2 separate regions of the Homo sapiens genome follow, and region 1 is linked to region 2. The links are chromatin contacts, found by Hi-C in ENCODE. All regions are on one chromosome and are shown on one strand. The core of a region is the stretch at or near the end of the contact, and the rest is flanking DNA. Distances in the headings are between cores, read along the strand shown.

Region 1 (4,226 bases), core at 44-2,543, 2.4 Mb before region 2:
ATAGACTCTTCCTTTTTTATTTCTCCTCCCATCAGCTGGCCATCCCAGGGACTTAATCTTCTAAAACCTATCTTTTCTCTTACTAACTGGTCTCCTTCCCATCCCTGCGGACCTGCAATCCAGCCTCAACATGGCCTCCAGAGAAATCTTTCAGAGCGTACATCTGATAATGCAGCTCCTTTGGATAAAATTACACCCAGTGGTTGTCAGATAAAATTGAAAACTCCTTAGCCAGGCATAAAAATTCCCTCAGTATCTTGATTCCCCTGGGGCCTACCTCTCATCTCTCACAACACCCCCTATGGTACCTCACGCTCCAATCACACGGACACAGCTCTTTAAACACATCACAGCTTTCACTCTCCCTGAGCCCCCAGCTTTACATGCGTCCCCTGATTCCCCTAAATTTTGTCAAGATTCAGCCCAGGCATCAAAAACGCATCACAACTCACTCTGCCTGACCTGATGGCATGTACCTATCCACCGCCCCCCGCAACGGTTTTATAAAGATTCAGTTCAGGCATCCCAATTTCCCAGATGGTTCGAGCCCCTAAAAGACCTCACATCACTCCGTGTATACATCTTCATTACATTTATTCACGCTGTAATATAATTGTCTGTCTCTCTCACGAGACTGTGAATTGAGGCGCACGTTGTCTTTTACATTTCCTATCTCAAGCGCCGGGCACAGCACCTGACGTGACAGAAACCAAACTTATAAATCATCCCCGTCATTAACCCCTAAGAAAACAGGCAACAGCCACCCAGAAAGAAAGGTGGTGCAGGCTGAGGCAGGAGGAGACGTTTGGTGAGGGGAAAGTCCACCAGAACAGTCACACTCTACTCAAACCCAGGCGGATTGACAGTTGACGAAAGCAGCGCCTGGCGATCCCCAACCAAAGGGCCCGGAAGTGTGACTGGATTATTTATCGAAGTTGTCAATCAAAGGTCCGGTCCGGAGGGACCGAACCTCCGCCTCAGGGAAAAGGGGAGGGGCTGCACAGAGTTCGCCCTGCCTCCCGCCCTGGGCCAGCAACCGGCCAGCGCCCAGACCCCGTGCCCCGAAGCCTCACTTCTCCACATCCGCCGACTTCATGATGTGGGTCTTGGACGCCGTCAGCTTCCAGGGCCCGAAGCAGAAATCCCGGTGGCTGCTCTGGAAGCCGTGGATCATCATGGCTGAGGCAGGACCCGCAGAGGCCACAAGGAATAAGCTGAAGCAGCGGCGGCGGCGAACACCGGTTCCTCCGCCTCCCTCCGGCCCAGCCTCCTAGGCTTCCGAGCCGTTACCATGCCCGGCCCCGCCCCCTGCCGGCCGACCCGGACGCGGGCTCTGCTTCCCGTCTTCTTCTCCGCCTCTTTGCTTTTTGCTTCCGGGACTAGTTGCTCTTGTTGCGTGACCCACGTCTTACGTTCCGGCGTTCCGGAAAAAAGGAAAAAGGAGAAAGTCAGAGGGGCGGCACTTGGGTTGCAGAAGGTGTGGTTAGGAACGCACCGCCCTCTTGAACTCGTTGGGTGACGTCATCTCGAAGGATTTTAGGGACTGCCAGGGAAGGGGATGACGGTTCCAACTTGATCCTTACAGACCTCAAAGCAGTGTGATTACCTCATGTGTTAGTGAATCGTGTTACAGAGGAAATTTTTCTGTTTTGAGGTCAAAAAAAGAAGTAATCCCACAGAGTTTAGGAAATCCAGCACCAACAAGATTTAGAAGTGGCCATCTAGCCACTCTTGACTATGACCAACTCCTATCAAAAATTGCATCCTCGTAGATATGCGAAGACTTTCCATGGTCTAGTTGCTATGTAGGCACCCAGTATAGTGAAAACAACACAGCTGACTTAGTGCTAAATCTCCATTTGCAACACTATTGTGTGAATCCTTGGGCAAAGCGCTTCTCTAACGATTTTAGGCTTCAGTTGCCTCAAAATGAGATGATTTTGTTAATGGAAAAAAAACAAATTCTGTAAAAGGTTTTAAAGAGATTTATTCTGAACCAATATGAGTGACCATGGCCCAGGGAATAGTCCCAAGAGGTCCTAACAAAGAGCATCTGAAGCGGTGGCATTACTCTTTGTTTTATACATTTTAGGGAGTTGGGAATTGCAGGTAAAATAAGTCAATATATGGAAGATATACATTGGTTCAGGCTAAGGAAGTGGGATGTCTTGAAGGAGAGGCTTACAGATCATAGGTGGATTCAAAGATTTTCTGATCGGCAATCTGTTGAAAGATTTAAGCTTTAGTCAGGCGAGGTGGCTCCTGCCTATAATCCCAGCATCTTGGGAGGCCTAGGTGAGAGGATTGCTTGAGTCCAGGAATTTGAGACCAGCGTGGGCACCAGAGTAAGCCCTCATCTCTACAAACCGTGTTAATTAGCTGTGTATGATGGTATCTGCCTGTAGTCCCAGGCCACTTGAGAGGCTGTGGTGGGAGGATCTCTTGAGCCTCAGAGGCTGCATTGAGCCATGATCATGCCACAGCACTCATGCCTGGGTGAGCGAGACCCTGTCTCAAAAACAAATAAAAACACAGGCCAGGTGCAGTGGCTCAAGACTGTAATCCCAGCACTTTGGGAGGCCAAGGTGGGTGGACCACCTGAGGTCGGGAGTTCAAGACCAGCCTGGCCAATATTGTGAAAACCTGTGTCTACTAAAAATACAAAACTTAGCCAAGCACGGTGGTGGATGCCTGTAACCCCAGCTACTAGGGAGGCTGAGGTGGGAGAATCACTTGAACCTGAGAGGCAGAGGTTGCAGTGAGCCGAGATCGTGCCACTGCACTCCAGCCTGGGTGACAGAGTAAGACCTTGTCTCAAAAACAAACAAACAAACAAACAAAAAACAGTGTTAAGCTTTGTCTAAAGACTTGAAGTCAGTAGAAAGGAATGCTTAAGAAAAGGGAGTCTGCTATCTGTCATGTGATTCTACACCAGTCAGGTTGGAAAGTAAGGCACATTATACCATTGCACATAAAAAACCATTTAACGACATTTTATGGTTTGTAGGGCATGACTTAATCCTTGCCTTGCATGGCCATAGTTTTTTTGTTTTGTTTTGTTTTGTTTTGTTTTGAGACAGAGTCTTGCTCTGTCGCCCAGGCTGGAGTGCAGAGGCCCCATCTCGGTTCACTGCAACTTCCACCTCCTAGGTTCAAGCGATTCTCCTGCCTCAGCCTCCCAAGTAGCTGGGATTTCAGGCATGCAACACCATGCCCGGCTAATGTTTGTATTTTTAGTAGAGACGGGGTTTCATCATGTTGGTCAGGCTGGTCTTGAACTCCTGACCTCATGATCCACCTGCCTCGGCCTCCCAAAGTGCTGGGATTACAGGCGTGAGCCACCGCGCCTGGCTCGCAGGTCTTGTTTATTTGTATTTATTTTTTTTTTTGAGACGGAGTCTCGCTCTGTCACCCAGGCTGGAGTGTAGTGACGTGATCTCAGCTCACTGCAACCTCCACCTCCCCAGTTCAAGCGATTCTTCTGCCTCAGCCTCCCAAGTAGCTGGGACTACAGGCACGCGCCATCTCGGCCAGCTAATTTTTGTATTTTTAGTAGAGATGGGGTTTCACCATATTGGCCAAGCTGGTCTCGAGCTCCTGACCTCGTGATCCGCCTGCCTCAGCCTCCCAAAGTGCTGGGATTACAGGCGTGAGCCACTGCGCCCAGCCTAGGTCTTGTTTATAATATGGTATCTTATTGCCACAGAGTGTTTTGTCAGTCTTATGATCTCTAGTTTAACCTTAATGTTGGTCAGTTGTGCCTAAACTTTAAAAGGGAGAAGGTATAGAGGTGTGTCTAACCTCTCTTCCCATCTTGGCCTGGAATTCAGTTTTTAAGGTTTTTCTGAGGTTCCTTTGGCCAAGATTAGGTTTTGTTTTCTATCTAAAATTTCTTTTTATTTAAAAATTTTTTTATTTTTAATTTTTATGGTACATAATAGACATATTTATGGGGTATATGAGATATTTTGATAGAGGCATGCAATGTGTAACAATCACATCAGGGCAAATGGGATATCCATCACCTTAGACATTTATTATATTTTTGTGTTGCAAACATTCCAGTTATAATCTTTTAGTAATTTTTTTTTTTTGAGATGGAGTCTCGCTCTGTTACCCAGGCTGGAGTGCAATGGTGCGATCTCAGCTCACTGCAACCTCTGCCTCCTGGGTTCAAGCGATTCTCCTGCCTCAGCCTCCTGAGTAGCTGGGATTACAGGCACGCA
Region 2 (3,905 bases), core at 587-3,086:
GTTATCTCAGCACTTACCTTGGGTGATACAAAGGTGAATAAAAACCTATCCTTGTCTGAACTGCTCAAATAAAGGTCTAGCTCAAATATGATCTTTCTGAAACCTTTCCAACTCCCCAGGAAGAATACATCTTGTTTTCATCTGTACCCCCTCAACATTTTAAGAATACCTCTATAATACCTATAATCTTATTATATTATATAATCTCCCTGGGCCCTTAGAAGTCAGGAATATTCTCTTAACCATCCTTTTGACCCTACAGTGCCTACCACAGTTCTTGACATATAGTAGAAGCTCAATAATGTTTCTTAAAAAGGAGACAGGGTCTCTGTTGCTAAGTCTGGGAGACAAGAAATGCACATAAAGCTAAAAAAAAGTCAAAAGTAGTGTTTAGGAGAATTATATATTTAAGTGCAGTACAGTTTAAAAGAACCAATGAGGGCCGGCCACGGTGGCTCACGCCTGTATTCCCAGCACTTTGGGAGGCCGAAGTGGGTGGATCTGAGGTCAGGAGTTCAAGACCAGCCTGGCCAACATGGCAAAACCCCGTCTCTACTAAAAATACAAAAAATTAGCTGGGCGTGGGGACGGGCACCTGTAGTCCCAGCTACTTGGGAGGCTGAGGCAGGAGAATGGCTTGAACCCGGAGGCAGAGGTTGCAGTGAGCCGAGATTGTGCCATTGCACTCCACCTGGGCAACAAGAGTGAAACTCCATCTCAAACAAACAAAAAAACACCAATGATAGGAGGAAGTACAAGAGGATACAGCTCAGCCAGCTTCCAGGTTTTCACCCATACACACACACACCCCAGTGTGAAAAAGCTGAAACCGTCTACAATGGCTGAAACCACGCTGCTGAGACATTTTTGAATTTTAATTAGTTAGCAACACTTATAAATTAAGTTTCACATAAAACCCAGGATTTCTGGATTTTCCTGAGAAACGAAGACATCTCAGAAACTGGGTGCTCATTCTCCTAGAGAAATGGGTTGGATTTGGGTATCAAATTCTCCTTTCAGATGAACTTAATGCTCACTTATCCATCGTAGTAACTTCCACCATTTGTTTAGGCTCAGCTTGCATAAGATAATTTATTTTCTCTCGCCAGTCTAGGCATCTGGGTTTAAGACCCCTTCTCTAGATACATTACTCACTGCACTATCACACTATGAATTTTCAGGCATCCGTGCTTTGACTTCCACTTTGCCTAGAAAGTCCTTTGCTATCTCCAAAAGTACTCCTACTCCCCTAAGGCACTGCTTCAATTCCTTTCATTAGCTTCTTCTGACCACTCTCTCAACCGTGTCACGCAGCACTGTGGTAATACCTCTATTAAAACCCTTATCAGAGCGTATGCACAAGCTTCTCCTCTTCGCGCTGACGTTCGCTCCTTGAGGCCAGCGGCCCACAACTAACTCATTTCGCGGTTCCAGCTTCACGTCCATGCCCTGGCACCTACACCCAGTCGTTCAGTACCTTTGCGGAAGTCAGTCTTCTTACTTCACGGCAAACCCAAGCTAAACTAATATTACGACCACAGAAGTTGGGCTGAGGTAGAAGTCAAGACTATCCCAATAACTGGATTCTGGCCGAGAAAAAGGCGCGCGCCAGCACCCCAGTCAGTAAAATCTACCGGGCAAAGTTCGCCGCCGCCACTATCCTCCTCTGGCTCTGAAATAGTTCCAATTCTCGCGAGATTCGGCCTGACTACCAGCCCTTCAGCTCCAGTGAGTTGCGGGTTGGTTTCCTCTAGACTCTCGTGGCCACACCGTTCTCCGATACGAGCCTTTCCGGTGCTATGCCCCGGAAGCGGAAGTGCGATCTTCGGGCTGTCAGAGTTGGTCTGTTACTCGGTGGTGGCGGAGTCTACGGAAGCCGTTTTCGCTTCACTTTTCCTGGCTGTAGAGCGCTTTCCCCCTGGCGGGTGAGAGTGCAGAGACGAAGGTGCGAGATGAGCACTATGTTCGCGGACACTCTCCTCATCGTTTTTATCTCTGTGTGCACGGCTCTGCTCGCAGAGGGTGAGAGCGGGTATTTCTCAGACGTTTGATCAGTCCCCGGGAGGAAGGGCCCCGGGGTCCCCTGTGCCACCAGGGGAAAGATCGCGAGCCTTACTTGCTTGAGAGGCTCATCTACTCCACTTCAGGGAATCTCTGGGCAACTCGTGAACAGGAGCAGGAGGGGAGTATGGAGTCGATTGCCGAGTTTTCTTTGGTCTCAGGTAGATTTCACTTGGGTATTTGTGGAGACACCTTCACATCATGTTACTGTTGTTTTGGCTGAAGAGTCAGTTGTATTAGCCTTTGAAAAAAGTTAACTATGGGTAAATACAAAGCGAAAAGTTGGAATTCCTCCTTCTCCAACAGTAACCACTTTGTTTGTTGTGATCATTCCAGTCATTTCTCTATTAACATGTTGCTTTTAATGTTTTAGGCATAACCTGGGTCCTGGTTTACAGGACAGACAAGTACAAGAGACTGAAGGCAGAAGTGGAAAAACAGAGTAAAAAATGTGAGTATGGCAACACATTAGAAATAATTTCAACACGTCAAGCTCATTAAGTCCATGTTCACAATAAATATTTTAAGAGCACCAGCTGATACAAAGATGAACCTGACTTGAAGCCTATTTAGAAATAGAAGACTTTTATGCAAAATGTGTAATACCAACTAGAGGGAAGTGAGGGGCGTAGCAGATACATGTTATGTGCTGTGGTGGTTCTAAAGAAGAGGTTCAATCTGGCGCAGTGGCTTACTCCTGTTAATCCCAGCACTTTGGAAGGCTGAGGCAGGACTGAACTTAGGGGTTTGACACCAGCCTGGGCAACATAGGGAGACCTCGTCCCTACAGAAAAAATTAGCTGGGTATGGTGGTACACACCTATAGTCCCAGCTATTTGGGAGACTGAGGCATGAGGATCCCTTGAGCCCAGGAGATTGAGGCTACAGTGGGCCACGATGGTGTCACTACACTGCCTCCTGGGCAATAGTGAGACTTGTCTTTAAAAAAAAAAGAAGAAGAGGCTTCATTCAGTTGTGAGGAACCATGGTAGCCTTCATGATGCTGATGGCCTTGCAGTTCCTTGTGGATAGTTAGAATTTGGATAGAGAATGAAATGGGGAAAGGAAATTCCAGGTAAAGAAATAACATATGAGCAAAAATATGGAAATCTTAACATTTAAGGCATGTTTGGAGGATGATATGTCATTATGACTGGTGTCAAGGTAAGTGGTGTCTTCAGAGATAAGCCGAGTTTCAGTTGGGTTAGAAAGTTGAAGAGGTGTTTAAGGAAAAGATTAAAAACAAGAAGGGTTTGTTACCTTTGAAATAAAGCAGGAATTCCACAGGACTCAGCTAAAGGTACAGGGTGAATGGTTCCTTATAGGCCTGATTTAGTTTTCTCTCTTCTTTTTTTCCTTATAAGGATTAAATATAACTTTTGTTTCTTAGAATTCCTACAACTTTCTGTATTCTGTGACTTTTTCTTATATCTTCATAGGGGTTTGAAGTTTTTTTTCTTAAATTACCATATTTGATCTACACAGCAACCATTTGTGGTTACTCGTATAAATATTACCTCCATGTCATAGGAAAGAAAATTGAGCCTCAGGATGATAATGACAACTTACGTCACAGAGCAAACAAAGAATTAGAGACCAGACTCAGGCTTTTAAAATTACAGCTTACTGTTCCTTAATTTACTCAGTGTTGATTATGTACCTCAGCATATCTGGGCCAAACTCGTTATCTTTACCTTCACAAACGTGATATTCTTCCAGGATTTCCCTATCTTGGTGATGGGTACCTCCATGCTTCCAGTAGTGTAAGCCAGAAACCTTGATATGCTTTATTAATTTGGCTCCAGGACACCATACTTTCGGTTTTGCTGCTCTCCATCTTACTA

What was found. Hi-C counts contacts between places; a loop is a spot of excess contacts on that map. Pooled maps may share reads with other maps.
Region 1: a loop to region 2 is called in a pooled map, with 13 times the contacts of the local background. The contact joins the promoter of TIPRL here to the promoter of TMCO1 in region 2. A Hi-C loop is called at or near these places in 7 of 50 pooled maps.

Annotation. Positions count from the first base shown.
Region 1 is chr1:168,176,029-168,180,254 of GRCh38, reverse strand. It overlaps TIPRL (TOR signaling pathway regulator), which reads right to left and starts at 1,293. Exons shown (of 7, transcript NM_152902.5): 1 at 1,074-1,293. The coding sequence starts at 1,177. RefSeq lists enhancers at 1,062-1,181, 1,169-1,670.
Region 2 is chr1:165,766,799-165,770,703 of GRCh38, reverse strand. TMCO1 (transmembrane and coiled-coil domains 1) reads left to right here and starts at 1,836. Exons shown (of 7, transcript NM_019026.6): 1 at 1,836-2,022; 2 at 2,435-2,512. The coding sequence starts at 1,953. It overlaps TMCO1-AS1 (TMCO1 antisense RNA 1), which reads right to left and starts at 1,775. Exons shown (of 3, transcript NR_125374.1): 1 at 1,329-1,775. RefSeq lists enhancers at 873-1,548, 1,549-2,225.